Linked DNA regions of Homo sapiens: region 2 is linked to region 1. A link is a contact called in ENCODE Hi-C data. All regions are on one chromosome and are shown on one strand. The core of a region is the stretch at or near the end of the contact, and the rest is flanking DNA. Distances in the headings are between cores, read along the strand shown. Region 1 has its middle 75 kb from the start of LINC00607. Region 2 holds the start of ABCA12 (ATP binding cassette subfamily A member 12).

Region 1 (3,231 bases), core at 517-3,016:
GAAATACCAATGGTGTATTTACAGAAAACAAAATTTACTTGCATGTCTATGGACAAAGAACTGTTTGTATCACTACTGGTTATCTACATGCCTATATGGCATGAATAATCCACCCCTTGTTTAGCATATCATCAAGAAATAACCATAAAAATGGGCAACCAGCAGCCCTCGAGGCTGCTCTATGGAGTAGCCATTCTTTATTCCTTTACTTTCCTAATAAACTTGCTTTCACTTAACTCTATGGACTCACCCTGAATTCTTTCTTGCACGAGATCCAAGAACCTTCTCTTGGGGTACAGGTCGGGACCCCTTTCCTGTAACACTTAGGGCAGATTCTTAGGCAGCCAATTCTATCTGAAAGGAGAAGAGGAGAATATTTTAATTCTTTTGTTCCCTCAGCATATTACAGCTACAAAAATTAAATAAATCTTCCCAGTGCTAGTATTCGTGATCCATCAGTCCAAAATTCGAGTGTGTTATGCTATTTCCAGTAGTCAAAGATCCCTTCGGTGAAAGGGGAGGAAGAGCAGTTAAAACTCTATTCTGCCACTCTGTATTGCCTTTCATCTTTTATTAAAATGACAGGTTGCTAATTTGTCCTTCCATTAATGAGAATGTTTTTTGTTTGTTTGTTTGTTTTGAGACAGGGTCTCGCTCTGTTGCCCAGGCTGGAGTGCAGTGGTGCGAACTAATGAGGATGTTTTTAACTGATCCCCACTCTTTCATCTCATCTATTTTATGGCTTGAAATGAGTTCAGGTCATTAATTGAGCATTTACTATAGGGTAGGCATTGTTTTATTTGCTGGGAATTCATAGACCTCAAAGAGCTCACAGTTTGAAAGGGTCACTTTCACATAAATGAGTATTTATAATACAATGTAGCCATGCAGCACATAATAAACCTGTACATTTTCAGGACAACTGTTCTGCAGGAGACGTCCAGCCTGTGGCTAGTTAACGCAACTAAAGTTTCAGCAAAGCACTCAAGCGTAAGGTCCTTAAAGTTTTTCTCATTAAGTTTTTGTTTTTTTGTTTTTGTTTTTGAGATGGAGTCTCGCTCTGTCGCCCAGGCTGGAGTGCAGTGGTGCCATCAGGGCTCACTGCAAGCTCCGCCTCCCAGGTTCACGCCATTCTCCTGCCTCAGCCTCCCGAGTAGCTGGGACTACAGGCGCCCGCCACCACGCCCGGCTAATTTTTTTATATTTTTAGTAGAGACGGGGTTTCACCGTGTGTTAGCCAGGAGTCATTAAGTTTTAATAAGTCCAACCATCTCCAGACCAGAACCCCTCTGAATATGAAATAGGAGAAGTGAGATATCTCACACAGTAGCTATCAAGTTACTACTCACAAGCCAGAAAATGTCAGGGCTTACTTTGGCTTTCAAGTTCACAGTTCCATGAAATACAGAGTTAGGAAGGCTATCTTGATGAGCATTCTTCATTGGACCTCTCTGCCTTTGGACTTTTCTCTGCCTTGGACATTCGGGGAGCTGTTCTGCTTGGGGGTGCCTTTGTTAAGTGAAATGGGCAATTCATTTCCCTGACCACCAAGAGACATCCAGAATTTGTCATGTTTTATGAGTAATTTTGAAAGTGCTTACTAGACCTCCCTCCCTTTTCAACTGCTCAGGCTCAGTAAGCTTTTAAACTTTCTATTTCGTTACAGTACAAACAACTCTACAAGCAGGCCTCCTGCTTCTCCCCTCAGGCTATGCAGAATTATTCATACTCAAGGTCTAAAGAGGAACATCAGCACGAAGGAAAAACAGACTAAAGAGTGAAAACAAATTAGCAATCCAAACAGCTCTCTCCCAGCCTGTCACTGGAAGGCCTTTGGTGTCTCATTCCAGAGTCAAGGGGTTTTCTGAGTTGAAGATTAAAGGATACATTTTCAGGGCTCAGAGAACAGACAATCTGTGAAATGCATATTCACCCAAGGCAGCCAGAACAAGGTGCGCATATGAAGAACCGGGATGGGCCTTCACCCCAAACCAGATGAGCCTTGTATGGATAGTCGGTATTTTGCACCCACTGGGCTCGAGTCTTTCATATTTTATTCATGCTTGGGTAAGGAAAAAAAGAAAGAAGAAAGAAAGAAAGAAAGAAAAAGAAAGAAAGAAAGAAAGAAAGAGAAAAAGAAAGAAAGAAAGAAAGAAAGAAAGAAAGAAAGAAAGAAAGAAAGAAAGAAAGAAAGAAAGAAAGAAAGAAAGGCCATTAAGCTCTCTTTGGGAATGTGGGAAATCTTATCTTAGTTATTCTCAACCAGGGTGATTTTGCCCCACAAAGAAACATGTGGCAAGTGTCTGAAGATATTTTTGATGGTCAAAACTGGCACTGGGAGGTGTTGCTGGCATGTAGTGGGTAAATAAGAAGGAGAAGGCTGAGCACCCTGTGAGGCACATGATGACCCCCACAACTAAGATTTATCTGTTCCAAGATGTAGTTAGTGCAAAGGTTGAGAATCTCTGCCTTAAAATGTAAAGCAGTAAAAACAGAACGTTAAGAAAGCTCCTCCCTCTCTCATGTGTATATTTGTGTATGTCTCTGTTTCCATCTCTCTCTCTCACACACACACACACACACAAACACACTGCCGGCTTCATAGGGGTGAAACCTATGCACATGAGCAGGGTCCCATACTCAGAACAGTTCCTGTACTTGATGTAATCCTCTGCTTCACTATCTTGAAATTCTCAATAATTTTGCATGAGAGGCCCCATATTTTCCTTTTGCCCTGGGCCCTGCACATTACGTATCTGGCCCTGCATGCAAATGCCTGTGCAAGAGACACTCAGCATTTCATGCAGTAGAACCATATGTTCTCCACTACCCTCTTTTTTCTCCCCTAACATTCCACTTTATTATAGTAGTGCATGCTTTCATTCTGTTTTTGAAACCTCTCTTTGGGTTATGGCAGAGCCAACGCTGGAAAATAGACGTGTGTCATGGATTCTGAAGCGTCTGCATATTTTCTTCTTGCCCATCAAACTCTCTAGAAAATCCATACAGGGCACCAAGTGGCAGTCAGCAGATCGTGCGACATAAAAATTTTCTCAAAGACGCTGGAAAGAAGCTGCAGAGGCTTTTCTTTCCTGCAAGGGCAGCAGGGCTCTGCTCTGATCGTCCTTGCAGAGATGACAAAAATGATCCAGGACAAGAATCTTAATATCTGTAATCTAATAAAATCTACTTTCATGTCCATCCTCTTCTTGCCAGTCCTTTTTCATTCAA
Region 2 (2,937 bases), core at 169-2,668, 780 kb before region 1:
TCAAGTAAAGTGTCAGGCAATCCAAGCAAGCCTGGAGCGAGATAAGGTGCATAGATAAAGTGCTGGTTTCTGTGTGATGCATATTATTTGCATAATATTTACATTACTCATTCAAGGCTGGGAATTACCACTTTAAAATAAAGTATATTGAATACCTTTTTGGATTTCCCCGATTTTCAAACATTCTTCTGAATATATAACAACTCCCAGAAACCAATTCCTTTCTCAATCATCCTGGGAGCCATCTGATGAGGATCTAATAGCTAACTTTGTAATTAGAACGCAAACATTAATGTAAGAGTACAAAAAAGACGTTGCAATGAGCAAGAGAAGATAGATTGTAGTAGTAAAGCTAAGTGATTCAATAATATTCTTAAAACATAGCACATATACATACTCTTGTTTGGTATTCCCAGTAAATGATTTTTAGATACTAAAATTTCTCAGTAGCTTTTCTATACTAATAGCCTTCAAACTATTTCTGTTCTGTATTTTACCTTTCAACCAAACTTTCTATGGCTTTCAGTTTTCCAGTATATTTCTTCCCATTTATTGTACATTTCAAATAATACTTTTCTTTCCTCTATCCCATTTTTAACTACATTAAGAAAAATTCTGAAAGCCTTTTGGCTTGAAACCAGAATTCAACGTTCCAGTTCAGCCAGTAATGAGTCATGTTCTTTTTTTTTTGCCCAGGGCATGTCCTGGTTTACTCTTTAATTTACTGAAATGAAAAGGCTGCTTTTGGGGGCATGTTAAGACTCGCTCCATTAGCTATAAGACAGATAGGGGGATGAATTCTAAATATCTTACTTCCTGCTTTGGAAAATGCCTTTAAACTCTTCTGTTTTCACTTCTCATTAAGATCACATTTTAGGATTACCTGGCGTATTGCCCCATGACCCATACTCCCACACTTTTTTTTAACTCACCGGCTGCCTTTTTACACCTAGCCAATTTTTCCAGACCAGGATCTGAAGCTGATGAAACAGGGAAGCCATCCTTCAAATGCCCCAAATGAGAGATTTCCTCTTCTTTTCTCCACTCCACAAATGAAGAACTGATGCCCCGTCCAACTTGCTGTATGTCAGTGTATCAGTACCCCTTTCACGGCATAGCTTCCTTGAGGGCTGGGGTAAGAAACCCACAGTTCTTCTGTTTCTGCTGGATTTTTCCCTGTGGTTAATCCTTAACCAAGAGGCACTTCTCAATCAACTCTTCTTCCAAAAGAAGGACCCAGATCAGTATCTTTGGGTGGCTTATGCTTATTTTAAAATAATATCCAGTTGCTGCTTGTTGCACGAAGTCCAGACTCAAGAGAGAATGAGCATCATTCAGATAATGCCTCACTGAAAAAAAAAAAAAAGCAGCAGCTGAACCCACACCTCCTACTCTCCATGAAATTAATTGCCTATCCACACCTTAGAGAACATGTCACCTGCACTGGATGCGTCACAGGGACTAGGGGGTGGGACCTTTGCAAGGCCAGTAGGACTTGTCCTACATTCTCTTGTCTTCTTTCCTGCACACAGTGTCTGCTCTAGCAGAGGCAGGGCACAGAGAGCATTTCACAGACACTGGGCCCAGTGACTCTTTAATATTAAAGTGTCATTAAAATGATTTAAGTCAATAAGGCCAGAGCTTAGCTGCAAAGCTCTGAGCCTCAGCCCATCATTAGATATACTAGGGAAAGTGTCCACCTTTAACCTAAAGTTGAATGTTTCGATTTTGGGGGAAGAAACTATGTTGGCCAGGTCCCACCTTTCATCACAATGTACTAGGTTAAGCACAGGGCAGAAAAGGAAAGGTAGGCTGTAGGGGACATAAATTACAAACTGGAGTCCCTCAATTCGTGAGTGGAGATTCACGTGTCTATTACAGACAAGCCACATTGTTTCAGGCTCTTATAGTGAAAGGGGACACAGGCTGATCCAAGACATTTCTATTTCCTCTTTCCATGATACATTCCTCCCTCTCTAAGATCCTGCCTTTCAAAGTTATCCCCAAGTTGACATCTTCAATGAAGCCTTTTTGGATATATCCCATAGGATAGATTCTCTTGCCTTTGAATCATTCTTTGTTGCCCTCTCTCAAGGAACTTAAAGTTTTTGCATTATTTTTATTTGTGTATGTCTTATTTTTCCTACAAGATTATAAATTATTTGAGGACATGGACTATTTTATATCACAGTACTTTACATATCATTAGTGTTCAATACTTGCTGCTGAATGTAATTGAATAAACTACTGGAGCCAAGGCTAGTAGGGTGAAGCTCCCCTTTGATCCTCACACCTACCCTGACTAATCCAGACTTTACTTGCAAAATCCGTTAAAGCATTAAGAGTTCTCCCTTCGCCAGGTGCGGTGGCTCATGCCTGTAATCCCAGCAATTTGGGAGGCCGAGACGGGCTGATCACTTGAGGTCAGGAGTTCAAGACCAGCCTCGCAAACATGGTGAAACCCCGTCTCTACTAAAAACACAAAAATTAGCCAGGCATGGTGGTGGGCACCTGTAATCCCAGCTATTTGGGAGGCTGAGGAGGGAGAATCGCTTGAAACCGGGAGGCAGAGGTTGCAGTGAGCTGAGATGGCGCCACTGCACTCCAGCCTGGGCAAAAGAGTGAGATTCCATCCCCCCTCCAAAAAAAGGAATCTAGCACAGGTCCTGCCTCATAGTAAGTAGTCAATTAATTCTATTAATTGGGTAGCAATGTTTGCTAAGGACTTATTGAATCATCCTAGGAGTCCTATTATATAGAAACTGTCATTATTCCCATTTTCAGTGAAAGAAAGTGATATTTAGAAGTGCCATAACTTGCTGGATTTCACCTAGTTAGCAGTGAGGACAGTGGGAACAGCAGAGAAGGAACTCGAACCTCGTTTCTGTACTGTTAATCTCTGTGCTATGTTTTCTCCAGTCCCATGTATTACACTTC

Evidence for each region. Hi-C counts contacts between places; a loop is a spot of excess contacts on that map. Pooled maps may share reads with other maps.
Region 2: a loop to region 1 is called in a map with no recorded cell type, with 3 times the contacts of the local background. The contact joins the promoter of ABCA12 here to the enhancer-like site in region 1. A Hi-C loop is called at or near these places in 3 of 37 single-sample maps with no recorded cell type and 2 of 50 pooled maps.

Annotation. Positions count from the first base shown.
Region 1 is chr2:215,916,710-215,919,940 of GRCh38, forward strand. No RefSeq gene overlaps it. Among named protein-coding and RNA genes, the nearest start is that of LINC00607, 75 kb to the left of the region's middle. Within about 2 kb of position 1,767, at least 4 of the 41 ENCODE cell types and tissues checked have a DNase peak (open chromatin) inside an H3K27ac peak, as active enhancers do.
Region 2 is chr2:215,137,208-215,140,144 of GRCh38, forward strand. It overlaps ABCA12 (ATP binding cassette subfamily A member 12), which reads right to left and starts at 1,419. Exons shown (of 53, transcript NM_173076.3): 1 at 933-1,419. The coding sequence starts at 1,001.